Regions from separate parts of the Homo sapiens genome. Here region 1 is linked to region 2. A link is a loop called in an ENCODE intact Hi-C map of the cell type or tissue named here. Cell type or tissue: PC-9. All regions are shown on one strand. Each heading gives the region's core, and the rest is flanking DNA. Links, peaks and the distances in the headings are about the cores only. Region 1 overlaps LOC105373718 (a long non-coding RNA gene). Region 2 holds the start of LOC105373718 (a long non-coding RNA gene).

Region 1 (16,104 bases), core at 4,054-12,053, 64 kb before region 2:
CCATGTTAATTTTAATACTCATCTTCAGTTAATTTTTTACATTGCTCCTGAAATAACTGACTTTTGAAATAAAAATATGATTCCATCATCCCCACCTTCCCACTATCTCCAGTTGAAAATATTTGAGTGCTTTTCCATGGCACTTGGGTTCAAGAGCCAAATCACAGACATCCCATACAGGCTTACTGGGCCTGACACCTGCTCATCTCTTATTTTTCAGTCACTCCACTTTCTGTACCAGCTACTCTGTTCTTCTTTCTGATATTCTTAATGAGCAAAGTTCCCTCTAACCACAGGTCTTTTGCATGTGCTGTCCTCTATGTTTGAAATTCTCTTTGTTGGGCCTACTTCCTCACCCCTTTACTTTCAGATCTCAGATTGGGCCTCACTTCCTTCAGGAAGCCTTCTCTAATATGTCCCAACTAGGGAGCAACTTATACTAGTCATGGTTTTAAATTTACCTATTACCATGTGCTAAGGACTATGCTAAGGGCACATGCATCATTTCATTTAATCCATACAACCACCTAATGATGTTAGTACTATTGTCAATTACATTTTACAAATGAGGAAACTGAAAGAATGAAAGTAGCTTGTCTTTGGCCACAAAACTGATAATGACCTCAGGTCTGTCTGGTTCTAAAACCCATGTTACATGCGCTACATTGTACCACTCCCCAAAGACATGGTTCAGGGCATCTCCCTTATGGAGCCCCTTTCCCATCTGATATACCAGTCACCCATTAAAGGTAGACCAGAACTCAAGGCCTGCCCTCTAGACCAAGCCACCATCCACTAGCTTCTGTGGCTTCTCTGTGCTGGGTACAAACATATGACAGCACAGGCAGAGGCAAGCTGGAGAGATGACAAAGTAAATTCATGACAGTATAAGGAAAACATGATAAATGAAAGTCATGCAATGGGAGGATGGGAGGATCACTGAGAGGCTTGTAGGGCTTATTTTGCATGTGTACAAGGAATGAGTGACTAGTGATAGCAACAATAGGGCTTTCTCAGAGATGGAAGAGCCGTTTTACTAAAGGAGAAAGTAAACATTACTTAGGACAAATCTCATATCATACTTTAGTGTTTACAAAGGAGACAGAGGGAGACAGGCCAGGAAAGAACAGATTTCCCAGGGGAGGAAATTGCAATGAAAATAAGTAATCTGGATCAAGTCAGAGCATGTTTGAACAAAAAGAATACCCAAGGACAGAGGAAACTCTAAGGATAAGATAGGATTTTATTCAGCAGGAACCCCTGCTAGCTTTATTTTAGACTGTTTTTAAAATGGTGAGTAGTCAAATGCAAGGGAAGAAGCTCTATGAACTAACACCATTTCCTATAGGTTTTGATGCTTGAAAGTTTCCCCCAGGTTCAGAATACATATTTTAAAATTTAGAACGGCTTTAACATCTAACAATCGGAAAATGTTTAAGTAAATCACAGCCCATGCCATGAGATGGAATAATATGCACCCCTTAAAATGATGCAGATGACAAAATGCAATGACTCAGGATAACATTTGTTATGTTAAAAGTCTGGCTCTCTTCCTGGCCCCCTTCCTTACACTATATACAAAAATTAATTCAAGATGGATTAAAGAATTAAATGTAAAACCTCAAACTATAAAAACCTTGGACATAGGAAAAGGGAAAGATTTCATGACAGAGATGCCAAAAGCAATTTCAGCAATAGCAAAAATTGTCAAATGGGATCTCTTTAAACTGAAGAGCTTCTGCACAGCAAAAGAAACTATCAACAGAGTAAACAGACAACCTATAGAATGGGGGAAAACATTGCAGACTATTCATCTGACAAAGGCCTAATATCCAGCATCTCTAAGGAACTTAAATTTACAAGAAAACAAACTCATTAAAAAGTGGGCAAAAGACATGACATACTTTTCAAAAGAAGACGTGTGGCCAATAAGCATACCAAAAAAAGCTCAACATCACTGATCATTAGAGAAATGCAAATTGAAACCACAATGAGACAACATCTCACACCAGTCAGAATGGCTATTATTAAGTCACAAAATGACAGATGCTGGTGAGGTTACAGAGAAAAAGGAATGTTTTTACACTGTTGGTGGGAGTGTGAATTAGTTCAACCATTGTGGAACCATTGTGGAAAAACAGTGTGGTGATTCCTCAAAGACCTAAAAACAGAAATACCATTCAACCCAGCAATGTCATTACTGAGTACATATCCAAAGGCATATAAATCATTCTGTCACAAAGACACAGATACTCATATGTTTAGTGCAGCACTATTCACAGTAGCAAAGTTATGGAATAAATCTACATGCCCATCAGTGGCAGATTGGATAAAGAAAATGTGGTACGTATACACCATGGAGCACTATGCAGTCATAAAAAAGAATGAGATCATGTCCTTTACAGGGACATGGATGGAGCTGGAGGCCATTAATCTTAGCACACTAATGCAGGAACAGAAAACCAAATACCACATGTTCTCACTTATAAGTAGGAGCTAAATTATGATGAGACATGGACGCATGTGGGGGAATAACACACAGTGGGGGGGGTCAGGGGGAGAGGCGGCAGAAGATCAGGAAAAACAACTAATGGGTACTAGGCTTAATACCTGGGTGATGAAATAATCTGTACAACAAATCCCCATGACCCAAATTTACCTATATAACAAACCTGCACATGTACTGCTGAACTTAAAAAAAAAGCAAAATACAAAATATACAAAATACATGTGATTACAACAACATCAAAATATTTTCTTTTTATATCTTAATTTTTAAACTTCAATAAGTGTGTATTTTAGGAATTGGTATAAAACACAAATGTTATTTATAATGTTGTAGCCCTCTTTCATGTCTTATATTCATTTTTTCTCCATGTGTGCACAGAAGGTATTTTCAACACCTCCATTAGGTCCGTGGCCACTCGTTTTTTTCCTGGGCTATAAACACTGCTGTTAGTTCCTTGGGCTTCCTTCTCTCATGGATGACTTTACGAGGGTTTTAATTTTGCTTTTCTGAGTAGTGGCTTTTTTTCTGAGATACCCATATTAACTTCAAGAAAGTCTCCTAGGATACCCTGACTACTAGCTGGGCATTCTCTAATATTGAGCACATACTGTCTTCTGTAGAGATCATATTCATTTTCTATTGGTAAACAATAAATTATCACAACTTGGTGGCATAAAATGACATCCATTTATTAGCTCACAATTTCTGTGGGTCAGGAGTCCTAGTAACTAGGTCCTCTGCTCAGCAGTCCCCCAAGGCTGAAATTCAAGTGTTGGCCAGAGCTTTGATCTCATCTGAGGCTCAGGATCCTTTCCCAGCTCAAGGATTTTTGCCAGAATTCAGTCCTTTGTGGTTGTAGGACTGAGGTCGCCATTTCTTGTTGTCTTTTGGCTGGAAGTGTTCCTTGCTTCCCTAGGGGCTTCCCTTAGGTCCTAGCCATGTAGTCCTCTCACAGCCTGGCAGCTTTCTTCTTCAAGGATAGTGGAGACTATCCACTGTTGCTTTGAGTCTCTTTTTGGTGCTTACCTAATTAGGTCAGGCCCACCCAAGGAAACCTCTTTTTGAGTACGGTTGATTGAGTAGGGTCATGATTTGCATCTGCAAAATCGCTTCATCTTTGCCACATAACAGCCTACTGATGAGAGTGATATACCATCATATTCACATATGATGTGGTCCTGCCCACACTCAAGGGGAGGCGATTACAAATAGAGTGTATATATCAGGGGTTACAAACCTTGGGGACTATCTTAGAATTTTGCCAACCACAAGGTTACAGGCTATAAATTAAGGGTGTTGAAATATTGGGTTAGAATTTACCTAAAGTATACTTTAATTAGATTAAAATTTATATTTAAAAATACACATTTTTAACTATATTATATACCAGTTTTGCCAGAGTTTGTTGCCATCTTTATTTACTTGAAGTTTCCCAAGAATGCAAGGTAAGATGTTAAATTTAAAAAAGTACTGTTTGCAATTGTTATCTCTGAGAATCTGGATTTTCTTGGTACTATAAAACCAATGAATGAATGAAATAATCAAAACCAACCAACCAAACCCAGTTTGGAAATAAATGGGGTGCTGAGGAGAATAAAAGAATGCTTATTGTTTTTTACATTGGGGAGATGACATTTCAGATTTTCTTTCAAACAAAAACGTTGCACTGTTGAAAAGTATAAAATTGTTTGCAGAAATAACCATTGAAGAGGGATGGGAGAGTACGATATGTATTGAGACAGGAGGAGTGAGGCAATGAAAGGATGTGCCTGATATTCCCTGGATCTGTCCAGGGTTAAGCTGCTCTCTGAACACATAATGCCACAAGAAGCTGCTCTTCTGGGAAAGAATTTTAAAATCTGTCCTGCTGTCCTACCTCATAGCCACGTAGCAGTCAATTATTTCCAACTCAGCTGGGATTGTAACAATACTTGCCAGCACTTTTATGGCCCTTACCTAGCACTTACCATATATCAGGTATTGTTCAAATCTCTTTATGCATAGTAACTCATTTAGTCCTTACAATAGCTCTCTCTCTAAGGTATGCATACTATTGCTCTCCCCATTTTACAGGTGAGGATGCTGAGACACAAAGAGGCCATACAACCTGCTCAAGATTGTATCAGTGGGAGGTAGAGCCCAGGTTTGGATTTGGGCTGCCTGCCCTCAGAGGCTGTGTCCTTCTCCAGTTAGCTGTCTGCCTTGCAGGGAGGTGTTTAAAGGCATTATCCTGAGGTCAGTGAACACCATCAGGGACAACCCTACCATTCCCTCTCCCTCTAAGTGAGTTCCTTATCTACACAGCCCTCCCATCAGCATCTAAGCTCCTTCAAATAGAATTAACTATATTTTGATTATCTTTCTGTTTGCTGCAAGCCAAGAATGTTTCCTTGCTCCACTAATAATTTTTTTTAAATTAAGAAACATTTCCAAAATGAAATGGCCAACATAAAGCCAAAGATTGGGGGCCTCCAAATGTCTGGTTTAATTGTGGGAGTACCTGGGAGGAGAGTGGCTGAGGTGATCTGATCGGTGGGCTGTTAGACACAGTCTGCACCTCATGGTCCCCCTGGAACAGCCTACAGGACCGAGGTCCTGGAGCCACGTTGTGGTTGGCCTGGCTCTGGCCATGGTGGTATTGCCTTGGAATGTAAGCATGTCATCCCCCTATTTTCCCTTTAAAACCTACATTTGAAAACACATTTCTGGATGTAATTTGGTCAGACGTATTTGCAATGAGGTGACATTTCTTGTCTTCTGTGGTTAAACCTATAGCTGTTTTTTATCTTCATCTTTTCTATTTGGCTGCTTTCTCTGTTTTTGTTTTTCAATACTGTAGCTCCTGCCTCTTATTCCTTTTTTGCATCAGCCATTTTATGCTATCACTGATCTTGTGGCTCACTTCCTTACCTGGAAGCTTTCTAATACCTTTGCCATAGACCTTCCCACGATGTCTACTAGTACTCACCCTATTCTGTGCTCACCCTAATTAGGCAAGGACTGGCATTATCTTATGTTTCTTGGAATTTCCTTGGAACAATGCAGTCTCTAGTACATTTCCATCATTCCCAAGGGAAGAGGTTTTAGACAAAGTGTTTTTGGTTGCAATGACTGAAACCCAAGATGAATGATCTTAAGCATAAAATAATGAATTAGCTCTGATTTTAAGATACTGAAGACTCACAGAAGTGAGCTCACAGAAAATGCTCAAGAAGATATAGTGGCTCACAGAAGAGCTTTAAGTGCTGGAGCCTTAGGGATAAGAACCGTGGACTCATTTCTTGTCTCTTGCCTCCGCTGAGCCTCATTTTGCAGCGTGGCCCTCTCTACCCTCTCCATGTGGCAGAGAAGATGGCCATCATTAGCTCCAGAGCTGCACCAACCCATTGTATCCAAACCTACATCTAGCATCTGAGTATCATTCTCAGGGAAAGATTCTGACTCACATGGCTTGTGGGGAGATGACGTCTTGTGACTGGCCTGACCCAGCCCATGTGAGCCTCCCCCTGTGATTTAGTGGTAAAGCTCTGTCTCTAGCTTCACAGGGGCAAGCATAGGAGCTCCTCAAAGGAAAGAGGGCTGTGTTTCAAAGGGGATGGAAAATCATGCTATGTGACAAAATCCCTGGCTGCCACAGCCTGATGTAGTAGGGAGATCCTCCAATATAACAGCCTCCAACGGAGTGTCTAAATAATTCCCTCCAACTATTCAGTTTCCGTTTATGTGATATGATTTAAGGGTATCATTGAGGTTGAATGTGAGCTGTGGAATACAAGTCAGTAAGAAAATTATAGCCCAAGCCATGTGGGACATCATGACCATGTAAACCAACAAGTTAAAAATCACTGGTAGCGGGAGCTAGGGCAAGAATGAGCCAGAGGAGGGCCCTGGTGAGCCCCAAGTAAGATTACTATTCAGGATGACACAGACAGCTCATATAGAGAACGATTGCCTTGAGTGTGCACCAGGGCTCAACGGAAAACCTCAGAAAGCCACTTGAATAGAAAATCGAAGGGGTCCCAATATGTGGACAGGGGTACTTTTCATCCTGCTGAGGAATCAGCAAAAAGAGCCAGTCAATTCTTTGCTCCAATACTGATTTTTTAAAAAAAGTTTAAAAAATGGAAAAATAATAATTAGAGATATTCATGGGATACACAGTGATGTTTCAACACACAGAATGTATAGTGATCAGATCAGAATAATTACCACATCCATCATCCCAAATGTTTACCATTTATTTGTGTTGGGAACATCTAATATCCTGCTTCTAGCTATTTGAGAGTATATAATATATTAATGTTAACTACAGTCATCCTACAGTGGTATAGAACACTGGAAATTATTCCTCATCCAGCTCCAAGACTAGTTTGTGCTACAAGGGTCTGGAGATAATTTAAGAAGGGGAGTGGAGTGGGGAAGGGGAAGGGAAAAGATGCATTTATGAAATACGTCACTAATCTAAATTTGTGGAGAGAGTTCTGGGATTTTCTCATAGGACCAGAACTCAAAAGCCTCCATCTGGGTAAAATCAAGATAAAATGTTTGCTGACTCCTTATACCCTAAGGGGTGAGATGCTCTTACTAAGAGCTTCTGAAAGCTTCTTTTCAAGCAAGCCCCTGTCATAAGAAAGACAATAGGATGTTTACAGTTTTCTTTCTTTCTTTTTTTTTTTGATAAATTCTGGCTGATGGTAATTCAGAACCATGCGTAACAATGTTTAGTTTTCTATGCAGACAGTGCAATGCTTGGACATGTCATGAACTTTGCAAAGAAAAAGAATATGCCTTGTAAAAAATTTAGTACCCAAATTTTGGGACCCAGAAAATTGAAATCTGTGAAGAATGCACATCTAAATCTTTAACATAGTGCCTCGGGGTTGGGGATGGGGGGGTAGCAGGAGGGAGGGGGATGTAATTCAAATACCAGCCTGGAGGAATCATTTCCATTATGCTGTAAGAAATGTAAGAAGTTATTATAATGAGGTCAGTTCTGGTCCTTATGTTATTAGCCGACCAGTGAGGACAGAGACAAGGTAGAACAGAAATTAATTAGTATTATGGGGGCTTTATAATCCAAGGTATTCAGAAATTTAGCAAAACTAGGTCTGTGTTCTTAAAAAAAAAAAGGATTATAGAGAGACCTTATTAAAGCACAGAAGGCTCAGCTATTTAAGATGGTGACATACATAGAGGCAGGAATGTGCAGAGAGAAGCTGAAAGGCAGCCAGGCCCTGAAGGAATTTCAGTGGAATTTCTTCACCGGAGGAGTAGTTAATAAATAGAGCAGATTTCTAAGGGCAGAAACTAGAGCAGTTACTACAAATAGTTTTATTTTTCCTCCTCCTTCTTCTTCTTCTTTAAAGAAGGGAGTGATAGGAAGTTGGAGAGGAAAATGTTGAAACAAAGAAAAACAAGCTTCTTACTAGCTCTCTAGGCCATCTCCCATGCAAAAATGTCTGTTCCCAGACATTCAGAATGTTGTATCATTTAGTAATCATAAAACATACTGTAGAGTTGACCTTGGGTGTTAGTTTTAGATTAATACTAGATATCATTAGGAACTGCATGTAATATAATACTTTTCAAGAGTCTGAAATACCATTTGTTTTGTCTTGCTGCCAACATTTCTGCTATTTTCCATTGCACAGGACAGAAATGAGGGCTTGAAAATCCTTTTGTGCTCTGCAGTCGTCCCCTCCTCCTGCCTTTGATGCAGGTCTTCCTCATAGTCTGATACACAAAGCCTTTTCTGGGACAGTGTTAATATACTAGATGTTTACAGATCTGAGGTTCTGAGTTATTTCTGCTTCCCCTTGATCAGGTAGGTTGGCTAACTCATTGTGCACATGCGTTTTTATTCTTCGTACTGTAAAATGATGACATAAAGAGAATGGGTGTAAATGTGTATATCTTTCCACCAACATATCTACAGTTTTATCAATATGCAGATTTTCTCTCACCTTGCCAGTCAAAAAATATTTGACCAGTAATCAGCTTGGCAAAAACTGTTAACTTTGAAATTTGCCAGTTGATTCCTGGGGCTGGAACTATTATCTGTTGTTCCTGTTACTATTTCTCTATTTGTGTCTCTCTCTGTCACTACCCATGAAAGTAAAAAGAATATTTACCCAAAGCCTTGCGATCTCACAAAAGAAGGGTTCGGTCAGGGCAACAGCTCAGGCAGCCCCAGTGAATAGCTCAGCTGACAGGCGTGTGGCGTGACTGGACTCACTGCACAGCAGCATTTCTCAGACCATGGGCTGTGTGGTCACCTGGGGTGTTTGTAGAGATGCAGATTCCTAGGCTCCACACCAGACCTACTGAAACAGCATTCCTGGGCTTGGGGCCTGTGAGTCTGCATTTAATTATGTCGCCCACGTGACTCTGAGATACATGGGCCTAGAGGAATGGAATGTGTACTTTGAAGGGGAAGACATGATGGGGGCTAAGAAGGCAACTGTAATGGATATTTGCTTTCATTTCAGCCCAAACCTCACAGGGAAGAGCAATAGCACAGGTTACAGTGTGCCCCAAGCAGCAGCCATTTGGAGGTGCCAGGCAAGCAGGGCACATGTGGTACTGCAGGGTCTGTGCAGGAGTGAACTGGGGCCAAGTGATCAGCAAGCATTCAGGGAGTGTATTAGAAAGTATCAAGCCGTAAGCAGAACGCTTTGATATCCTGTGTGTGTGAGAGATCATTGATTGCAAATCTAGTGGGCTCAAGCACAAAGCATTTCACTAAAAGGCTAGGGAGGCCTTTGAAGATTAAGGAAGGCTGAAAGGTGAGCTAGAAAGACAGGATAGTAGATCTGTTGTTAGAGGAGGGCATGGTACCTTGATCAACAACCCCCTAGTCTGTATCCAATGAGAGAGAGGGATTCCCTTAAAGGAACTCATGGTGCATTTTCTCAAAGTAAGGACATGGAATGGAGTGGATGTGAAACAGTCAAGACAATTGGCCCCTTGACCAAAAAAACAAGCAAACCAGTGAAAGCCAATCTCACTATGCAAAAAGCCATCTATCAGCTATCAGGGATGTCCAATAAGCAGAATGAGATGGTCAAAGGGCCAGAGAAGAATCAGGAATTTCACAGGAAGAGAGACAGGGACAGAGTTAGCAGGAAGGCAGGTACTCAGCAAGGGCAGGCCTGCAATAATGCTGTTTTGCTTATGAACGTTCAGAGGGCTGGCCTCTGCTTCTTTGCCCCTGGACTCCTCCCAGTCCAGTCTGCAATAGTCTCTACTTTGCAAACCCTCTCCAGGCAGGGTGCCCTCTGCTCTGCATCTTGAGTGCTTCATCTCTCCTTGGATGACCTATGGGATACTGCTCAATCTCTTCCTTGCCTTTTTTCCCACTGGAATTTCCCTCATTCCATGTTTCCATGGGAATTGTTAAGTTGCCAGGGGCCTCTACTCTCTTGCCTATTTCCCTCCATGTCACTCTCACTTAGGGGACCCTGTGGCTTAGAACAGCCATGCCAGCACCATGGTTGGTTAAATAGGCCTTTGTGGTTTGGCCTGGGAACCATACCACTATTTATCATGATTTTTTTCTATGAGGAAATTCTTTGAGTTCCAAACACCCCATTGACTGATGACCTTTCTGAACACAACTGTCCCATCTGGGATCAGCAATGGGGTGAGATCACTAGGAATTGTCAGAGCCAAGCTGGGAACAGCAAAACCAGGGCCAGGGCAGGCTAGGGTCAGAAGCAAGGCATAGGGAGGCATTTGTGAAGGGAATAGCAGGATCGGGGCGGTCAGGGGTTAGTTAGGGAGTTCATAGCAGGAAGGGGTCCAACTCAAGCACAGATGTGAATGTGTAGGTTTATGGATGAATCTAGAATCAAACTTGCTGGGAGAGGGATTGGGAGAGGAGAGAGTAAATGACATGACAAGCAGACAATGGATCCAGGGTAGGTAAAATGTGGAACTGTCAAAGGGCAGAAGACCTACTGGGGCAGTGCCTTTATTATCACTCCCCTTTTGGGCCTGACTGCCTAGAGCTGAGGAACTTGGCCACTAGTGTTTATATCTGTTCTCCCACTAAGGGAAGCACAGTACCCAGGGTCATGGGGACACCGCAGCCTTGCTAGGAGCCAGTCTTGGGTTGCTAGTCCCATTCCTCGCAGAGGCATTGTTCCCACCCAGATCCCTCAGGCCCACTGCGTGGATGCCTGGTTGCTACTTCTCTTCCTTTTTCTGGCTGCTCTTCCTTTCTCACCACTTTTCTTTGCAAGCTCCATGGAAGGAAGTCCTGGGTCATGACCTTCATTTCCTGCCTCATGTGGCCATAAACTTGAAGGAGATAGAGTGAAGAAGGAGAGACGAGGTAAAACTGGAGAGGGGCTAGTGAGAATGGTGATGCTGAAAAGGTATTTGCAAGAGAATTGGAGTTCTTCTTAAGAATTCTAGGGCTCCAGAAGCTTCCTTTCAAAAAGGGTTGGTCATAGAAGCATTATTCATAAGAGTGAAAAAGAACAATCCAATGTCTATCAAGTGATGAATGGATAAATGGGTAAGCAAAATGTCATATAATCATATAATGGAATATTAGTCGTAAAAAATGTAGTACTGATACATGCTACAACATGAATGAACCTTGAAAACGCTATGGTAAAGAAAGAAGCCAGGCACAAACGACTATATATTCTATGATTTTGCTTATATGACCAGAAATGACCAGAATGATCAAATTCATAGACACAGAAAATAGATGAGTAGTTGCCAGGTGTTGGGGGAAGTGAGGAATGGGGAATGTCTTCTGATGGGCATAGGATTTCCTTCTTTCTGGAGTCATGTTCTAGAATTAGTGGTGATGATCACAATCTTGTGAACGTACTAAAACCTGCTGAATTGTACACTTTAAGATGGTGACTTTTATGGTATGTGAATTGTGTCTCAATTTTAAAAAGGGATTGGCAATGGCTTGCTGAGGAGGAGTTAATTTTCACCTGCACTTGCTGTTTGCAGAGCCTGGGTCCCCTGCTGTTCTTTCCAGGCTGCTTCTAGTGCATGGAGCTTGTAGACCTCAGTCAGAGAATCTGGTGTAACCATCACCGAGTTAAGCATTTCATAGTTGAGAAATGCATTCAAGTGGTGACAGAGAGATGGGGTGAGTCTTTGGCCCTCAACAATCTCTATCAGCTTCCCCAAAGCTACTCCAAATAACGAGAATAACAAAAGTCAAATACAAATACATCATACTATAGAAACGCTCAAATAAAAAGTACTACTAAGCATTCATAGAAACTTGCCACTTTAATTGATCTATTTCATACAATGTAGGTAAAAAAAACAAAAACAAAAACAAAAAACCACACAGACACACATGGGTTTTCTGACCAAATACAGCTGCACCTGAAAGTCATCTTTTCACCTGATGACTACCCCGAAGCCCCTGTTGCATGGGATTCCTGACATGGCCATTTGTGCTGTGATCCTCTTTGTGCTTTGAATGCTTGATCTGGAGCTGATCTGTCTAAGATCCTGTTTCAAAGTCTTTTATTTATTTATTTATTTATTTATTTATTTATTTATTTATTTTTTATTTTTTTGGAGACAGAGTCTCACTCTGTCACCCAGGCTGGAGTGCAGTGGCACTATCTCGGTTCACTGCAACCTCCCCCTCTTGGGTTCAAGCAATTCTTCTGCCTTAGCCTCCTGAGTAGTTGGGACTACAGGCACATGCCACCATGCCTGGCTAACTTTTTTTTTTTTGTATTTTAGTAGAGACAGGATTTCACAATGTAGCCCAGGCTGGTCTCGAACTCCTGAGCTCAGGCAATCTGCCAGCCTCGGCCTCCCGAAGTGCTAGTATTACAGGTGCGAGCCACTGAATCCGGCCTCAAAGTCTTCCAAATGGTACAGTATGCCTAAGTAGGCATTGGTCCTTGTTGGTCCATCATTAGCAAAGATATTGGTTGGTTAACAAGGCTCACTTTGTGAACCAAATGCCTTGTTTAAGCAGAGTGCAAGAGGACAGAAGTGCTGGATTTCTGCTTGCTGTTTGATCAGCTAGCATTTGGAGGTCAGGCTTCAACCTCTAGCTCATAACCCCCTCTTCTAGTTCTGGCTGATAGGAGATTTTTGACTGAAGTTTTAAGAATATATAAGAAGAAATGCAGAAGAGAACAGACTGGGAAGTAGAAAGGGAGAGAGAAAATGAGTCCTATAATACAGTAAAGTAAGATCAGAAGCATGAGGAGTGAAAGATGGACTATGTTGACATTTGCAGCTATGGTTCTCTAGTTGAAAGCCTAGTTTCAAGTTGAAAGTCTTCTGAAACTTCTTTTAATGTTTTTTAAGTTGGTACCTAATTATCATACATACTTATGGGGCATGTGTGATATTTTGATACATGCATACACTGTGTAATGATCAAATCAGTAATTAGGATATACATCACTTCAAACATCTATCATGTCTTTGTGTTGGGAACATTTCAAATCTACCCTTCCAGCTATTTTAAAATATTCAGTAAATTATTTTTAACTATAGTCACTCTGTGGTGCTATCAAACATTAGAACTTATTCCTTCTATTAATATCTAATTGTTTTATGCATTAATCAACCCCTCTTTATCCCCTTTTCCCCCCAATCCTTCCCAACCTCTGGTATTTATCATTCTACTCTCTACCTCCATGAGATCCACTATTTTAGCTTCCACATATGAGTCAGAATATATGATATTTGTTTTCCTGTACCTGGCTTATTTCACTTAACATAATGACCTCCAGTTCCGTCCATGTTGCTGCAAGTGACAGGATTACATTCTCTTTTATGGTTAAATAATATTTCATTGTGTATGCACACCACATTTTCTTTAACCATTCATCCATTGATTGACACTTAGGTTGATTTCATGTCTTGGTTATTGTGAACTATGATACAAAAAACAGGCATGCAGATATCTCTTCAATAAACCAATTTTCTTTCTTTTGGATATATACCAAGCAGATTGCTGGGTCATATGTAGGTCTATTTTTAGTTGGTTGAGGAAACTCCATACTGGTTTCCATAGTGGCTGCACGAATTTACATTACCACCAGAAGTTTACTAGCATTTCCTGCTCTCCACATTCTTATTTTTTGTCTTTGATATTAGCCACTTTAGCTGGAATGAGATGATATCTCATTAATTTGATTTGCATTCCCCTGGTGATTAGTGATATTGAGCAGTTTTTCAAATGTTGGCCATTTGTGGGTCTTTGAAAAATGTATATTCAGGTCTTTTGACCATTTAAAAATCAGGTCATTTGTTTTCTTGCTATTGAGTTGTTTGAGTTCCTTATGTATCCTAATTATTAATCCCTTGTCATATGGATAGTTTGCAAATATTTTCTTGTATTCTGTAGGCTGTCTCTTCGCTGGGTTGACTGTATCCTTTGTTGTGCAGCAGTTTTTTTAGCTCGATATAATCCTATTTGTATATTTTTGCTTTTGTCATCTGTGCTTTTGAGGTCTTACCCCCCAAAATGTATGTCATGTCATTTTGGTTAAAGCACAGAACTATCTTTGGTATGCTTTTCAAATATAGATGGTATTAAATGACTAGTGTTTTCTTCTCATGAATAAAAACATTTTTAAGGATATCCAACAGTTGTACCTGGGATGCAAAAATACTGAGATGTATGAAGATAGCATCTATTGTATCATAACCTCCCCCATCATGGAGAACCAGACATTGGCTGCAAATGGAGGCTCATAATTTCAATGTTTACTTCCACCTGTTCATTTTTTTCCCCTCTCTTTTTAAAGTTTCTTTCTTTTCTTTTTCTTTCTTTTTTTTTTTTTGTTGAGATGGAGTCTCGCTCTGTTGCCCACGCTGGAGTGCAGTGGCGTGATCTCGGCTCACTGCAAGCTCTGCCTCCCGGGTTCATGCCATTCTGTTGCCTCAGCCTCCCCAGTAGCTGGGACTACAGGTGCCCGCCACCACACCTGGCTCATTTTTTAATTTTGTATTTTTAGTAGAGACAGGGTTTCACCATGTTAGCCAGGATGGTCTCGATCTCCTGACATTGCGATCTGCCCACCTCAGCCTCCCAAAGTGCTGGGATTACAGGCGCGAGCCACCACGCCCGGCCCTAAAGTTTCTTTGGTTAACTAATTGAACATAGATTAAGTAAGAAATTTAGTGATATGAGTGAATGGGCCTGTATCCGTGTATTTCCAGTAACGGGCTTCATTTATTTTCAACCTCTTCTCTGACTACTCCCTTTACGTTCTTGCTTTAATATATGAATTCTCAATGTGGGCAAAAATTAGTTCTTGTTGGGCAGGGGCAGTGAAAAAATCATACTCTTTACATACAAAACATAGATCTTTCACAATTTCACAGGGGACAATCGGGTAATACCTAAAAAGGCTCCTTAGGGGGGGTAATAATAAAGAACAAGTTAGGAAATACTCCTGTGACTGAAACCTGGCTGTCCTTGAGGTCTTTGTGTTTCTTGCACCTGTTTTCTCATTTAGGAACTGGAGGTGGGCAAGTCATCCTCTTAGTTCCTCTTTGTCATTTGCAAACCAATAAAATTTTAATAAAATTTCTTTCTAAAATTCCTAAAATAATTCTTTGCAAAGTGTCTCACCTCCCTTAAAGTGTCTTTAAAGCACACACTAATCTTCCTGGTTCAGATAACTATTGATTTTAGGTCACTGTCCTTCATTCTCTGAAGAATTTAGCACCCCTCCTCCCCCTTCCCCCTCCCCTCCTCCCCCTTCACCCTCCCCTCCCCCTCCCCCCTCCCCTCCCCCTTCTCCTTCCCCTCCTCTTCTCCTTCTCCTCCCCCTCCCCCTTCCTCTTCCCCCTTCCCCTTCTCCTCTCCCTCCCCCTTCCCCTTCTCCTCCCCCTTCTCCTCCCCCTTCTCCTCCCCCTTCTCCTCCCCCTCCCCCTTCCCCTCCTCCCTTCCCCTCCTCCCTTCCCCTTCCCCTCCTCCCTTCCCCTTCCCCTCCTCCCTTCCCCTTCCCCTCCTTTCCATTAAAGCAAACTAAATATGGCCTGATAAGGACTCTGTACTTCTCTATTTGAGTCCTTTGTGGACGAATTACAACATAAGTTAATAGGTAGACAAGATTGAGAACCTAACTTGGAAGTGTGTGCCTATAATAGTGGCTGGGTCCTGACCAATCCCAGCAGCCATATGTCAACCACTCATATACTGTCAAGTGTTCAAACTGTGTTCAAGTAAGGCAAATGCTGAACTATAACCAATCCAGTTGTTTCTGTACCTCACTTCTGATTTCTGTATGTCACTTTCCTTTTTTTGTTTGTAAATCTTCTTCCACCCCATGACTGCACTGGAGTTTCTCTGAATCTGTGATTCTGGGTGCTGCCTGATTTGCAAATCGTTCATTGTTCAATTAAACTCCTTTAAATTTAATTCAGCTGAAGTTTTTCTTTTAACACTGTCTTCTTTCCTTCTTTTCCTCCTTCCTCCCTGGGTCCTTCCTATTTTCCTCCCTCTCCTTCCCTCCAGTATCTTCCCTTTGACAAATCTCTCACCATTCCAGGACCTCTAATCCACTGGCTTAACTTTTTACTGTTTGTTACCCAGCCCACCAAGTATTCACCGATTACACCTTTGTAAAATT
Region 2 (16,104 bases), core at 4,460-12,459:
CTTTAGTAGGAAAAAATTAGTTCCCAGATTATATACCATAAGATTCATTGCCAAACCCACTGAGCTAACATTTGGGTGGTAATTATTAAACACCATATGCTTATTGAGCTCGTAATATATTAAAAGCACTGTTTTAGTTCTGTGGGAAACCCCAAAGAAAAATAAAACATGTCACTGAACTCTATGTGTTCTTGACTTGGCAGTATTTTCAGTGCTGTATATATTTTTTCAAAAATTAATTTTTATGAAATACATCTACAAAGTTAAAAATGTGGAATACTCTTATAAGATAAAATAAAAATGGCATTTTCTTTTTTCATACCTCCCTGAGTTTCCTTACCCAAAGGCAACCACATTCAAGTCTTGTAGGTTTTTGTTGAGCTACTTAAGTCAATATTTTTAAATAATATTTCTTGACTTTTTGATTCTTGAAAAATGAAAATTTAGCCCTCTCTTATTACCCCCAAACTCTGCTACTTCCCACCTTCCTTTTTATAAGAAATTATATTGTAATTTTTGGTACAATTGTCAGAGTTTATATTACTGTACTTATATAAACATTGTTTGCCTTTACTAAATAGTATATTAAGATTACAATTCCTTATACAACTTTCGTTTTTTAAATAGTTAATAATTACCTCATTTTGTCATTTAGAAAATTGTCTACACTTCTAATTTTAAAAACTATAAAATCTTAATGCTGTTGAACATATTAAATAATCTATATAGTTTTGTCCCTGATCACACCTCTACCCTTGGGAACTCTCTCTTGTACTTTTTGATTCTTGTGTTCCAGTCTGGACTGGCAGCTCTCTAAGTTTTCTGAAGAGCTGCCATCTTTGAAAATCCCTTTATCTTTCTCTTGAGTTAGGTCCCATGTTTACATCTTTCTTGATTTACTCAATTGTTTTGGTTTGTTTATTTTTGTTTGTTTCTTTGAAGACATTCCTTATTACCTTCCTGGGAAGGGCTTCATGAGAATACATTTTTGAGATATCTTTTTTTTGTAGCTTCAAACTTGAGTGGTAGCTTGGCTGGGTATAAAACTTTAATTAGAAATCATTGTTTTTATAAAACTTTGAAAGCATTGCTCCATTGTCCTTCATCTTTCAATGTTGCTGATAATAATTCCAAAAATGTGTTGACAGCATTTCTCCATTGTTATTACTTCTTGCTTTTTCTTTAACTTTGTGACTTTTTGTTAACTTTGAAAAACATATTTAACTTTAGTTTTGGGGATGGTTGGAGATAATTGCATACATTCAAGATTGCATTTTTACCCAGGTGTCTTCAGTGTCATATTAATTTAGAAACACTGAACTATATCATTGTGTAGAGTTCATTTTTGAGTAAATCACAGAGAAACGCTCTGAGATGACCATGTACTGATTATTTACGGACTATTAATGTCACATGCTTCCTCTTCCTGCCTTGTATTTGAAATTAATTGTCCCTTTCTCAGTGCATTCTATGCCTTTTTCACGACTTTTTTTTTTTTTTGATACAGGATCTCACTTTGTCATTCAGGTTGGAGTGTGGTGGCATGATCATGGCTCATCACTGCAACCTCTGCTTCCCAAGCTCAAAAGATCCTCACACCTCAGCCTCCTGAGTAGCTGAGACTACAGGCACACACCATCACACCTGGCTAATTTTTGTATTTTTTGTAGCAATGGAGTCTTGCTTTGTTACCCAGGCTGGTCTTGAATTCCTGAACTCAAGTAATCTGCTGGCCTCGGTCTCCCAAAGTGCTGGGATTACAGGCATGCACCACCAAGCCCAGTCTCCTTTTTCATCACTTTCAGCATAAAGCTAATCATGCCATTTATGACATTTTAAGAATGTATCTGTATCTACTAATATTTTTAAGCATCTTTATTGAGATATAATTTAAATACCATATTTATCTAAATGTACAGTTACATTTTAAAAAATATGTCCACAGAAGTGGGCAACCATCGCCACAATCTGTTTTATTATCCTCAAACAAAACCATGTATATGTTAGCAGAAAGTTCCCATTTTCCCTTCCCTCTTGCTCCTACATCCATTAATCTGCTTTCAGTCACTATAGATTTGCCTATTCTGGAAATTTCACATAAATAAAAGCATATGATCTGTGGTCTTATGTGACTGGTTTCTTTTACTGTATATAGTGGTTTTCAAGGTCTATCTGTGTTGTAGTAGTTACCAGTAGTTCATTCTTTTTTATTGCTAAATTGGACTACATTTTAAGCTCTCTAAAGATAGGTCTCTTTTCATGTTTGAATGTTTAACACCTAGCATAATAACTAGGAGCTATATTGTCTTACATGTTTGTTTATTAAATAGATAGATGGCTAATTCTATTTTCAAATCTGCCCTCATGGTCCTACTTCCAAAACTTTTATTTGACCATGACCACATATTTTCTTAAAGTTTCATATTTCAAAAAAGTTTAATTAAGATTTGGACAGAAAAGGAAAGTATTCTAAATATAGATAATCCTTAATTCACAGTGGAATAACATACTAGCCCCAACTACCTTCTTTATACCTTATACCTTCATTAGTGATTTCCAGTCTCTAAATCAGTCATTTAATGAAGTTCACAGTCACTGACCAGGATAAGATTGGAGCAAATAACTGTTTTTTTTTAGCCTGTTTCTAGAATAAAGGAGATGCCCTTGGTCACCTAAACTAATATGATAATTTAGTTTTGTGGAACTCTACTCCGATTCAGCCCCGTCATGTTTTTCCCTGAGAGCACTAAGTATTTCTCCTTTCAATCCTTTGGTTACTCTGAAACCAAACAGAATTTGGTCAAGGCTGGGACATAGGCATTTTTTCCAGTGTTCTGCCAAAAATAGGGTCAAATGTTTGTGGGCTCCTCTAATTCTATCTCATTGTCCAGTCAACATTTGAAAGGCAGAGAACTGTGCTGAGACTCGTAAACTGTGCTTTTCTGGTTCCCCCCAAGCCTTGCACACTCAAAAGAAAATACCCACACACAATGGTTTGGGAAACCCTCCAACTTCAATATCTAAGAACGATTTAAGAGTTCAGGTGGAAGAAGGAGGGATAGAATACCTCAAACTTATCTTTCTGTGATTCTACTCTTTTTTTTTTTTGAGGCAGAGTTTCACTCTTGTTGTCCAGGCTGGAGTGCAGTGGCGTGATCTCGGCTCACCACACCCTCCACCTCCTGGGTTCAAGCAATTCTCCTTCCTCAGCCTCCCGAGTAGCTGGGATTACAGGCATGTGCCACCATGCCCAGCTAATTTTTGTATTTTTTTTTATTATTATACTTTAAGTTTTAGGATACATGTGCACAACGTGCAGGTTTAATTTTTGTATTTTTAATAGAGACGGGGTTTCTCCACGTTGATTAGGCTGGTCTCGAACTCAGGTGATCCGCCCACCTCGGCCTCCCAAAGTGCTGGGATTACAGGCGTGAGCCACCGTGCCCGGCCCTGTGATTCTAGTCTTACAAGTCCTAACATATAATACTAAAACATGCGGAAAGAAGTGGTAGGATGGATATGAATTGAACAGATACTAAAAATTAAACTCATATCTATTTGTGGGTTATAGCTTCTATCTTTGACTTATATATTTATGATTTCAGAAACAAGAATTTAATTTTTAAAACTAGTTTCATGGGCTCGAATTGTTTTTGAACAGCTGGACATCTTTTATAGTAGCACTAAAGATGATGTTTCTCCTTCACAGCCAGAGACTGGGGGTGTGTGTCTTTCAGATTGATGTTAACTCAAACATTTTTTTCTGAACACATACATACATATATGCACACACATGCATGCATGCACACAGTATTTTTATTTTTATTTATTATACTTTAAGTTCTAGGGTACATGTGCACAACATGCAGGTTTGTTACATAGGTATATATGTGCCATGTTGGTTTGCTGCACCCATCAAATCATCATTTACATTAGGTATTTCTCCTAATGCCATCCCTCCCCCTGCCCCCCACTCCACGACAGGCCTGGGGATGTGATGTACCCCACCCTGTGTCCAAGTGTTGTCATTGTTCAATTCCCACCTATGAGTGAGAACATGCAGTGTTTGGTTTTCTGTCCTTGTGATAGTTTGCTCAGAATGATGGTTCCCAGCTGCATCCATGTCCCTGCAAAAGGACATGAACTCATCCTTTTTTATGGCCATGTAGTAGTCCATGGTGTATATGTGTCACATTTTCTTAATCCAGTCTATCATTGATGGACATTTGGGTTGGTTCCAAGTCGTTGTTATTGTGAATAATGCCACAGTAAACATACGCGTGCATGTGTCTTTATAGTAGCATGATTTATAACCCTTTGGGTATATACCCAGTAATGGGATTGCTGGGTCAAATGGTATTTCTAGTTCTAGATCCTTGAGGAATCACCACTCTGTCTTCCATTATGGTTGAACTAGTTTGCACTCCCACCAACAGTGTAAAAGCGTTCCTATTTCTCCACATCCTCTCCAGCATCTGTTGTTTCCTGACTTTTTAATGGTCGCCATTCTAACTGGTGCACACAGTATTTTTTTTAAAGCTAAATCTTTTTTTCTGACTTCAAGAGCTGTGAAAAAGCTGTAAATGCCCCCTGTAGGGAAGCTCAAACCCAACAATGCAAACATCTGACTTTATCCTTATGTTTCTTCCTCAAAAAGATGAGAACACAGGGGAAAGTTTACCTATTTTTATCCATGAAACAAGGTCACTAAATATGTTATGTCAGTCAAATCAAAGCCCCATCTTTAAAAATGTTTCTGTGTAATCTATAACGTGCTTTTGCTAGAACTTAAGAGTGACATGAGTTCTGTAACTTATTTCCCTAGTTGGTGATAAGGGTCTGAATTTTTGGTTGACATTTCTGAAATACAGCTGCTGGAGCACTAGCATTCTGATTCAGAAATCTGACTACATTAGAAGAAAATTAACCTTTCAAAAAGCCACTGTTCTAAGGAATGATTTTAATCAAATGAGCTTTAAATGTTGTACCTGCATTTAGAATTTTTGGAGAGATTGCAACTCCCCAGTGATCTATCTACTTTTTGAAGACGAAGAAAAAAAACAAATTTATGATAAAAATAACTATGAAAGTTGTAAAGAGCATCATAAATGAAACTAGGTTGCTTTAACTGAAATGGTTTTTATAGTAGCACCAGATTCAGAAATGAAAGAAACTGACTTTATTTTAAATAGTTTGATACCTTCAAAGAAAAATAGCAGGTTGTATTAATATCTTGTCAATTGTATGTTTTCTGTTGAAATATCTCATGAAACACTTACTTATTGATTTATTTGCTATTTGACAGGTACTTCCACTGTGCTAAACATAAACATGGAGGGTGGGGATAGGGAGCTGTTGCAGGAAGTATCAGATCTATTGCACACAATAGATTGTTAAAATATTAAGTACCTCTGGCTGGGCGCACTGGCTCATGCCTGTAATCCCAGCAGTTTGGGAGGCCAAGGCGGGTTGATCACTTGAGGTCAGGTGTTCGAGACCAACCTGATTAACATGGTGAAACCCCATCTCTACTAAAAATACAAAAATTAGCCGGGTGTGGTAGCATGCTCCTGTAGTCCCAGCTACTCGAGAGGCTGAGGCAGGAGAATCGCTTGAACCTGGGAGGTGGAGGTTGCAGTGAGCCTAGATTGTGCCACTGCACTCCAGCCTGGGTGACAGAGCAAGACTCCATCTCAAAAAAAAAAAAAAAAAAAATTAAGCACCTCATAGACTATTAAATATTCAAATGAACATTATAGTGCACTTTCAGTCTACAAACTCAAGTATGCAAGATATATTTTTTTACTCCCCCTTTTACTTTCTCTCATTTAACTTAATATGATATCCAAGTCTTGATCTTACCAATTTGTGGGAAATTTCACCTCAGGAATTCTTGGTGATCCTTCTCATTCTGGGGTCGGGTTGAGATTTAAGGGCTTGTTATGGGTTGAATTATCTCCCCCATGAAGATATGTTGAAGTCCTCACCTGCAGTACCTTACAATGTGACCTTACTTGGAAATAGGGTCATTACAGACATAACTATTTAAGATAAGATTATAATGGAGTAGTGTGGGCCTTTAATCCATATGACTGGTGTCCTTATAAGAGGAGGAATGGGACGTAGAGAAGACAGCCTTACGACAATGGGGACAGAGATTGCTGTGATGCATCTACAAACCAAGGAATACCAAGAATTGCCAGCATCACCAGAAGCTAGGAAGAGGCAAGGAAGGATTCTCCTTGTAGGTTTCAGAGGGAACATGGCCCTGCCAACCTGCTGATCTCAGACTGCTGGCTTCCAGAACTGTGATACAATAATTGTCTGTCATAAGCCAGCCAGTTTGTGGTACTTTGTAATGGCAGCCATAGCAAACTAATTCAGAGCCTTATACCATGTAAGAAACAAGGGGTGGGGGTGGCAGTGTGTCTGAGCTGTCAACTTCTGGCCACATAGATAATGCTAAATAGGCCATTGTCCCTGTTCACATGCTTGGGACTCAGGTAGTTTTTAGAAGCAAGAACATCCAGAACCTCTGATCTTTTTGCCTGGAATATCAAGTGGCCAGCTTCAGGCTCTTACACATCCTGGAGTACTGGCTTATGCCTTCCTTACTTCCTTTCCTAGCCCAGGGATGATTTTTAATATTTGGGGAATGGGGGTAGCCCCTTTCTTCTGTCTGCTTTTGTAGATTACCCTTTTTTTTTTCCTTTTAAAATTTATGTCCCTTCTTAACTTTGGCTTTCTAGTCTTATACATTCTCCTGAGGGATTAGGCTTTTGAAAAACAGCAGGAGGAAGCCTTTCTCTGTTTTCTATCCCTGAGATAATGAAGCTACAATCAAGGGAGGAAAGCCTGATACAGACAGACTGGAGAAGGAGGAAGTGGAAACACAAGGAGGAAAAGCCTTGGAGCAATTATCAAACTAATATCCAGCCACAAAATTATTGTTTTTATTATTTTTTAGAGACAGGGTATCACCATGTTGCCCAGGCTGGTGTTGAACTCCTGAGCTCAAGCAATCGCCCACCTCAGCCTCCTGAAGTGCTGGGATTGCAGGTGTGAGCCCCCACACCTGGCCTGAGACACAAAATTATTAACAGGACTACATTAAATTTTCCAATGGCTTTTTAAACTATTGACCCAGCTTTCTTACGTCCTGACAATAAATTAAATTTATCAGATTGGGGATGATCAAGAGAGTGGTCTTTAATGCAGTTTCAGGGATGAGGAAACATTGATGGATCTCTCCAAGATTCTATTTTAGGAAAAATTTTTGCATGAATATTGACTGACTCAACCATATATATTACTGATGACCAGATGATGCATCTGTTGATTTCTAAGACAAGCAATGTAACCAGACCCAACAAATGAAGAGCCAATTATCTTGACCTTCTAAGTCAGTGATCCAAACCTAGCTCAGAATCATTAAGGCTCTTATAAAAAATAAAAACCCAGACTCACTCCTGGACATTGCCATCTGGAGGAACGCCAGGCAATCTGTAGTTTTTAAAAGTTCCTGGGTGACTTTGGCCAATCTGGAGAAGCACCAATCTAAAAGATGAAATTTATTTAATAATCTGAGCCATGATTGCTATATATGTATGGTTCAGGCGAATATGAATATTTAGTGCTGTTTGGATACTGTCTACTATCATCTGCATAACAGCTGCCTTAGCAGAATTAGTTCAATAGGTTATACTTCTGTACCTTTGTTTTTAAAATACATAATTGTATTTAAAAGAAATGTATTAGCCTCTTGTATATAAACCTTTACTACTGTCCCATCAGTCTGGTAGGAAGATTTCTTGCCATTTGATAAAAGGAAAAACTGACACTGTTTCTAAGAAGCACCAAAAGTTAGTCAATTATGAGGACATTCCCAGATATTTTTTAGCAGAATAAACTTAGATGTACCCTTCCATATTACCTCAGGTCTTTGAGTGTCTATTTAGTCGTCAATTGGCAGTATCTAGTCCTCTTAATTTAACACAATTAGCATTTCTGAAATTAATCACCAAAGCATTCTAAATTACGCTGTTTGCTAATAGGAAGGACTCATTTTCCATGGAGGGCTATTTTTAAAATACCTGCTTCGGTGCAAGAATTTCATCTGCTTCAGCAAGTATTGTGGGTGTGCCTATGAGTGTGTGTGTGCTGTAGTGAGCTATACCTATCACTGCCTTTTTGCATTCTTGGCCAAGATACCATGCCAATCAGGCACAATAATGCACAATACAATAACAAAACTCAGACAAGACTGGGTGAATTGCTTAACCGCATGTGTCTGGTACATTTAGAACAGACAGTTGATCTGGTAGATTCAGGAGACATAGAACAGTCTTTCCAGGTGCTAAAATTCACTGGATATTTCAGTTAAGACAATAATATACATATTAAGAAGCACCTAACAAAAAGACACTGTCTAGTTAATTGTATAACAAAAGAGAGTCTTTGTTAAGGGACTTAATGCAGAGCCCAGCCCAGAAAGCCCAAGAGCTGGTGGAAAAGGATTTCAGGAAAGAAAGGAGAGGAATGTTAACCAAGCTAACCAGCTGAAGCTTATCACTTCCCCAGAAGTTGCGGTCTTTAGACCTGTTTGTGTAAGAGGTAATAAAACCTGGCAGGCTGGTACCTGTTAAGATGCCAACATAGGTGGTTTGTTCATGCAACCTGAAAGTCGGCTCTGCGCTCCTCCATGTGGGGGCTGGAGTAGCTACCTGGCCCTTGTCCTGGCCCTGGGGCTAGAGTCAGGGAGGCAGGGAGCAAAGTAAAGTTTGAGAAAAAAAAATCAGCTTTGGCCCCAGTGCCACCCTCTTTTCTCTCAGTCTCTGCTTGCAGTGTTGCAACTGTGTTTGGGGGTGTATGCTAACTTTGGGAAGACGTTGGCAGAGTGCTTTGAATGGCTATGTCATTTTTCATACAGCTGTTTTCTACCCAAGTTTTCTGGTTAAGTAGCATTTTTGCTTTGGTTTGCTTCCCCATTTTGACATCAATCTGTGTCCAGTGTTCTTCAGTGGTTCTCAGAGACTTGGCATCTGGCTACACTGATGTGATTCAGGTGCAAACACAGACGGTTGGAGAGAAAGTGCCTCTACTGGAAAATGCCTCTAGAAAGCACTTCTGAGAAGCTTGCTCTTTGCCACAGATACTGCTTTGCTCCATTCTAGCTTGGTTTGGCATACCCATAAATGTCTCCATACGGTTTATTAGGTTTTTGGTAGTAAGCTTATTCTAAAATAATTGGCTAAATGAAATGAAAACAGTCACAACTTGTTCCATAAAGAGATGATCTAATTTCAGCAAATCAGTGCCACTCGTTCTGGATTTTATCTTATAGTTTGTAAACATGGAGCAGGTAAGAAGTATGAGGCAGGTTGACAGCATTGTCTAGGTTGTGCACTGAACATCCTGGGGTACACCATTTAAATAGGCTTCTTTGAGTACTGACAAAATGACTCACCTTGCTGATGGCAGCGGCAGGCCATCCGGAGGGGCCGCTGCTATCATGTGGGCTGCAGTGGGGAGGCGCAAGAGGCGGCAGCAGGAGCAGCTGTGAGAGCAGCAGTGGTGGCGGTGGGTCCCCTGTACCCCGCGTCCCCGAGGCAGCCGACTGCACCACCCCCACCCTCGCACGGCCGGGCAGCACCTGCTCTCGCGCCCGGCCTCCACCGCGGCCTCAACCTCACTTCCCACTGCATGCTGGGGGAGGTGAATACCTGGCCGACAGCGCAGCTGGTACACGCAGGGCCGGCCCTAGGAGCGTCAGGTTCATTTGTGCCGGGTTGGCCCGAGTGCTGCGCCACCTGCACCTCACCCACTGCCCTGGGAGCTGAGCCAGTCTCCCACCGGTGGGGGAGCAGCGCGGTCAGGCACAGAGGGGCGGGCAGAGAGAGGCCCCAAGGTGGAGCTGGGTCTGGGGCAGTGCCACATTCCACAGAGCTGGCAGGAGCAGGCAGGATCCCTACCCTCCCAGGCGTGGCTGCAGCTGTCCAAGTTGCTGCTGGGGACCCAGGCACAACTGTACTCTCCCGGGCCCGGGAAAGCTTTCCCTTCCCCCTACAGGCTCGGAGGTGTCTGCTCCCACTGCCTGGCTTCTCCCCTCTGTTAGCGCCTGCTCTGATCACAGAGAAAAGTTGAAGACAAGCCCAGGTGCTGTCACAACCTGGCTAGGTGTGCTCACGCTCAGGGCAATGCTAACAAGCCAGCCCCCTGCCACCTAGGCCCCCTCTGGACTTTGGATGCCAACAAGCTTGGGAGGGAGACTGAGGGGGCACTGAGGGCAGCTTGGCACTGGTCTGCAGGCGCCCCTTGGCACAAACAGCCTGGGCGCCATGAACAGTGGCAAGAAGCAGACAGACTACTGTGGGGAGGGGGACAGGTCCCCCGTGAAGCCAGGGAGGTCCTGAAGCCTGGGGGCCAGGCTTCTAGTCCTGCGGACAAGAGTGGGAACTTGTGGTGCCTTTTTCCAGGCCTTCCCATGGCCATGGACCAATCAGCGTACACTTCCTCCCCTCTGAGGCCCGTGAAAGCCCGGACTCAGCCAGACTAGAGGAGACAATGGGAAGACTTAGCTGCAGAGAGAAGCTGCCCACGCCAGAGTCTCCTCTCTGCTGAGAGCTGGGGAGACAATGGGACGACCCTCTCTGCTGAGAGCTAAAGAAATGATAGGACGACCAGCTGTAGAGAAGAGCTACCCTGTGCTGAGAGCTGAACACTCGTCGGGACACTGGCTACGGAGAGGAGCTGCCCATTGCGGGTCTCCTCTGAGCTCTCCTATTGCTCAAAAAAGCTCCTCTTCATCTTCCTTACCCTCCACTTGTCTGTGTACCTAATTCTTCCTGGAGGCAGGATAAGAACTCAGGACCCACTGAATGGCAGGGCTGAAGGAGCAGTAGCACAAACAGGGCTGAAACACGACCTTTGCCCACCATGTTGCGGGCAACAAGAAGGAGAGAAGGAGAAAAGAGCTGCAGCCCTTTGGGGACCCCAGACCTAGGAGATCCCTGAGCCAGGGCTGTGATACCCGCTTTAGGACTCTGTGGTTCTGGGCATCTCCAAGGTTCTGGGTGCCACACTATGTTCCCCAGTGTCAGCCGTGGAAGCTGCTTATGGTACGTCTCGTCAAGCCACAGCCTCGCAGGGAGCTAGCGCCCATGCTGGTGCCTAGAGGTGCCTGTCCTGCTGCAGCTGGTATGCCTGGCTGTGCACAGTGGCCGGATCCCACGCTCTCTCACACACCCCTCACTTCTCCACACCTGGCTCGCCCTTGGCAGGCATGGGATCCAAGCTGGTAGAGGGAGCCAAGCGCAGCCTGACAGGCCAAGTGGGCAAAATGAGCTCAGTGGGCCACAGCAAAACTCGGGCAGAGGCGCCGCTGGCCACAGAGGTTTCTGGCTGGTGAAGCAACACTGCAAGGGTCCTGTAACATTGCTATTCAAGAAATTTAATCTTACAGGAATGGTTTTACAAAATTAGATTCAAAGATGGGGAAAAATATCCTATGAAAATCAGAGAATCTGGTCACCATTAAACTATAGTTCTGGGAAATTATTTTTTTGCATTAGAGCTGAATGTTTCATTTGACTCTCAACTTTATACGCCAAATTGCATATTTCACATAAATAACAGAGTTACCTCTTCTCCAACCTCCATTCTCAGTCTCTAGGAATAACCACTTTCAACTCTTGAGAGTTATTCTTTAGGTATTTCCTCTATATTTCAAAATCCCATATTTAAACTGCTTTTACTTGATTTTCCTGTTTTAGATATTATCTTTGGACTTCCTGTATACCATGGAAGATGAGAATTGAGCTTTCTTAAATATCTGCCCTCTTCAGTTCCACCCTAACTTTCTACAGAACTATATAATTTCAAGGTAGATCACACTTCAGTGTTTGTATTGTTCTGAATGTGATTTTTAGTCACAGCTGAGTCATGTGGTATAGTATTATTATATTTCCTTTCTTGTTGACCTTCTTGTTTTCCCTGTTAATAATTGTTTGTTCTTTTGTTAGCTTGGTTATCTATACACACTCACTAATTCATTCCTAACTCTCCATGTTCATGTTCCAACGCAGTCTGATTATTCTCAAGGCCTGCTACCTATTCCAGGTTGGAAATCATTTTTGCTCCACATTTTGAAGTAATTGCCCCATTGTTTTCTAGCTTCCACTGCTGGAGTTGAATAATCCAATGGCATTCTGATTCTGGATCTTTTGTCTGTGACACTTCTCCTTTTTCATTTCATGAGTCCCTTTGAGGACCCATGTGACTAGGGGCGGATTTCTTCCTATTCTCTGCATTGGTTTTGTTCCCTGCAAGTTCCTTTTTTTTTTTTTTTTTTTTTTTTTTTTTTGCTGTTTTTAAATTTTGGTTTCCTACTCCTCTGTTAGAGACTTTCCTCACCTGTCTAGTGATCTCTGGCTTTCCATTCACATTTAAACAAGCTATGAGAAGCTTTCTATATGGAGGAAGGGTTTTGTCAACTGCTAGACTCCATCCTGGGGCTGGAGTTGGTAAACTGAGGCCCATAGGCCAAACCAGTGGGTCAAAAATGACCCACTGCTCATTTTTATATGGCTCTAAGTGTGGTTTTTATATTGTTAAATGTTGAAGAAAATAATGAGAATAATATTTTCTGACACATGAAACTTCTTTATATTTTTATTCCAGTTAATTTTCTATAAAGAACAGGGTGAATGAATCCTAGTAGCTGGAATTCCGGTGGGAAGAGAACTATCTGGCATTCCTCACCCCCAAGAACCTGTATTCCTCATTAAAATGTTTCTGACCTTTTCATAGTTCTGATCCCAACTAGTAGACAGCTTTGCTATTGATAGAACCCGGAAAATTCAGTCATCATCCCCCTCAAGCCTGCTTCCATCTGACTGCTTGACAGACAATGGTGGTGATAGAGCTGCTCTGGAAAAAGTAACACTATGCCCACACTGTAATTGTGCTGTATCAAGCTTGCAAGTCCCAGATGGGAGTCGTGGGATGTTCTGCTTAACAGTTTAGTATGTGACTAATAGAGGATGTGCTCTTTGGGGCTGGATATTTCAGCAGAACCAGACAAATATCCTGTATGAGGAGTTTAGGGCCATAATTGTAAGAGTTTCCAGGGAAGTGGCTAAGGTAGGAGGGCTTTGGACATTGAATTACAAGTTTCTTACAACCTACACAGAATCTTTTTAAAAGACTTTTTTCTTTTTCTTGATAGGGCAGTCTGGACCCCTGGCTGATGTAGTGAACTTAGTTCCGCCTTCCTGACTAGTGTCAGGAATCATCTCTCAGAGATGTGGTCTTGCTACACAGAGACTGTCAGAGGTTATCTTTCTCTCACTACAACCAGTCATTTCCAAAGATAAGGGCACACTCAGGAGCATTTTCCTTGGGCTCTGAGAAGAGGCCTTGAACCCTGGCTCTGCAGGGCTGCTGTGATAGCACCAGAGGGGCAGGATGGGAGGCAGAACGACACAGATTCACAGGAACAAGTGTGTGCTCAGCAACTGAGGTACTTGTATTTTCAATAGGAACATAATCTTTTAAAAATGTTGATCAGTTCACATCACTATATTATGCAAAATATTCTCGTGGTTTCTCATCACATTTGTCACTAACTCCAAGTTCCTGGCCGTGGTGGCCTAGAAGGCCCTGCATGCTCTGGCCTCTTCCATCTCTCTGATCTCCTTTCCTGCTGTTTTATCCTTTGCTCATTCTGCGCCACCCACATCCGCCTCCTGTCTGCTCCTTGAACGTGCCAAGCTAGTTCCTTTCTCAGAGTCTGCATTGGCTCCTCCCTCTGCCCAGTGTGGTTTCCTCACATCTTTAGATGACTTACTCTCTTACTTCATTCAGGTGTCTGCTGAAATGTCAGCTCCTCACAGATCTTTCCTAACCATCCTCTCTAAAATAGTCCCCTCCCATCATCTGTCACCACTGGCAATCCCTCTATCAGCAAACTGGGATTTTGTCTGTCTCATCTCAGACCCATGCCCCACCTTCCTCCACTTTCTCTCTACTGCGGAGGCTGATCTCTGCAAATCACATCTCCTAGCCTCCTTTGCCAGTTGGCTTCAAGTTAACTTTGGTCATTACTCTTTTGGGGGAGAGGAGAAAGAAGGAAGTGGAAACGCCCAGGAGATTTCTCACCTTTTCTCTCCTTTGGGTGGCATCTCCAGATATGGCTGCATCTCCCCCATGATTCTAGCATCTGCGAAGTGGCCTTGGCCTCTGGGCTTCAATAATACCATTTCTTTCCTTTATTCTCCAGCCCAATAGGCAATTGCAAATTCCCAGTTTGCCTTATTGTCATGTTTGCTCTTTAAGCATTTCTGACACTGTTCTAATTTCCCATATTAAATCCTGGAATACTCTTTATTGGACTGTTTTCCTGGCTGGATCCTGATTGGTCTATCCTGCTGTATGTTTTTCATAGCACTTGTCACTACCTGTTATTATATTATTATCGGTTTATGTGTTTATTTTCTGTCTCCTGCATTAGAATGTAATTTCCATGAGGCCTACATGCTTGGGAACTCTGGGCAGACATTGGAACCTGAAATTAGAGGGCTGTGCATTTCTACTTCCTGACCATTTCTCAGAGAGCTGGAAAGAAGGCCCTCCTGTGTTTCTGTCGAGAAGGCAACAAGCACAGTTAGAAAGGAGGAGCTGGGCCAAGTGCTATGTGGGAAGCTCTAGCTGCTCTAAGACGTTCTCTGGTGTATTTCCAGCTTCAGGGAGACATGTCCAAATTCCAGCTCCAGGAATTGGGAGTAATGGGAACTGGCCCTATAGGGAGAAAAAGGCACCATGGGAGACTTTGGAGCACATTAGGGGAGGAACCTACAGGTTGGTTGGGGCTGGGGAGGGAGGACTTTCTACTCAGCTGAGGAGATAGGGACTGAGGTATGAACACAATAACTAATGTTGCATGTGGGACACACTGCTGTGCCCTGCCCTAAGTGTTTCACATTATTAACTTCAATGCATAAAACTACATTAAACTACATATTTGAAAATACCAAAACTAACCACATGCTTTATTTGATTTTAAAAAGTTGACAGTTTAATTTGTTCTTGAATTACTGGTTTATTTTTAACAGAACAAATCAGTGATATAAATAAATAAACAAGTAAATATCAATCCCAGACAGACACCAGGAGATAAGATGAATAGGTGTGGATGCTTTGCTAAAGATAAAAATGACCGATGAGAATGAAGGATGACTTCTTATCTCTCAGGGAGGGCTGTGTACATGCAAGGTGCGGGTCTCTTCTACTGCATACCATTTTTAGCAACCACTTTTGTTTTCAAGGATTATTTAGGAGTATGGGTCTTAATTTCCAAGTAGGTGCAATTGTTTGGGTATTTTTATGATTTATTCTGATATTATTGGATTATGATTACAGAATATGGCCTGTAAAAGCCTCTGTTTTAAAACTTTTGCTAAGGGCAATTGTTTTCTGGCCAGTACAAAATTGATTTTGTAAATGTGCTATGTGCATGTAGGAAGAAAAAGGATATTGTCTAGTTAAAGAATCTCTACTTATATTATTATGAGCTCATTCAGTGTACTGTTTAATTCCTTTTTCTTATTCTTTTTTTTTTTTGAGATGGAGTTTCGCTCTTGTTACCCAGGCTGGAGTGCAATGGCATGATCTCGGCTCACCACAACCTCTGCCTCCTGGGTTCATGCAATTCTCCTGCCTCAGCCTCCTGAGTAGCTGGGATTATAGGCATGCAACACCACGCCCAGCAAATTTTGTATTTTTAGTAGAGACAGGGTTTATCCATGTTGGTCAGGCTGGTCTTGAACTCCCGAATTCAGGTGATCCACCCACCTTGGCCTCCCAAAGTGCTGGGATTACAGGTGTGAGCCACCACGTCTGGCCTATTCTTATTCTTATTCTTACTAATCAAACCACTTGGAAAGAGGGATTTTAAAGTCTCCTGCTGTAATTGCACTTTTAAATATTTTTCTGTTTGCATTTCTAAAGATTTTTCTTGTTCATATGCTGTTTTGTGCATGTAGATCTATATGTTATCTTCTTTGGAAGATGTGACTTTTTAAATAATTAATTATTTATTAAGCCTAT

The links. A loop is a pair of places that touch in the nucleus more often than their neighbours do. Peaks named below come from ENCODE experiments on the same cell type or tissue, not always from the same donor. Only the 100,000 strongest peaks of a DNase experiment are listed, where the experiment ranks them.
Region 1: a loop joins it to region 2, with 6 times the contacts of the local background. A loop is called at or near these places in 3 of 110 quality-filtered maps.

The regions. Positions count from the first base shown.
Region 1 is chr2:160,575,258-160,591,361 of GRCh38, forward strand. The region is part of intron 2 of LOC105373718 (a long non-coding RNA gene); the gene reads right to left. Among named protein-coding and RNA genes, the nearest start is that of RBMS1, 90 kb to the left of the region's middle. In PC-9, for the core only: no CTCF peak of the experiment used is centred there; DNase peaks (open chromatin) are centred at 7,724 and 8,024.
Region 2 is chr2:160,638,648-160,654,751 of GRCh38, forward strand. LOC105373718 (a long non-coding RNA gene) reads right to left here and starts at 9,875. Exons shown (of 3, transcript XR_923526.3): 1 at 9,723-9,875; 2 at 9,467-9,556. In PC-9, for the core only: no CTCF peak of the experiment used is centred there; DNase peaks (open chromatin) are centred at 8,634, 9,474, 9,814 and 11,754; H3K4me3 peaks cover 2,656 bases; H3K27ac peaks cover 3,590 bases.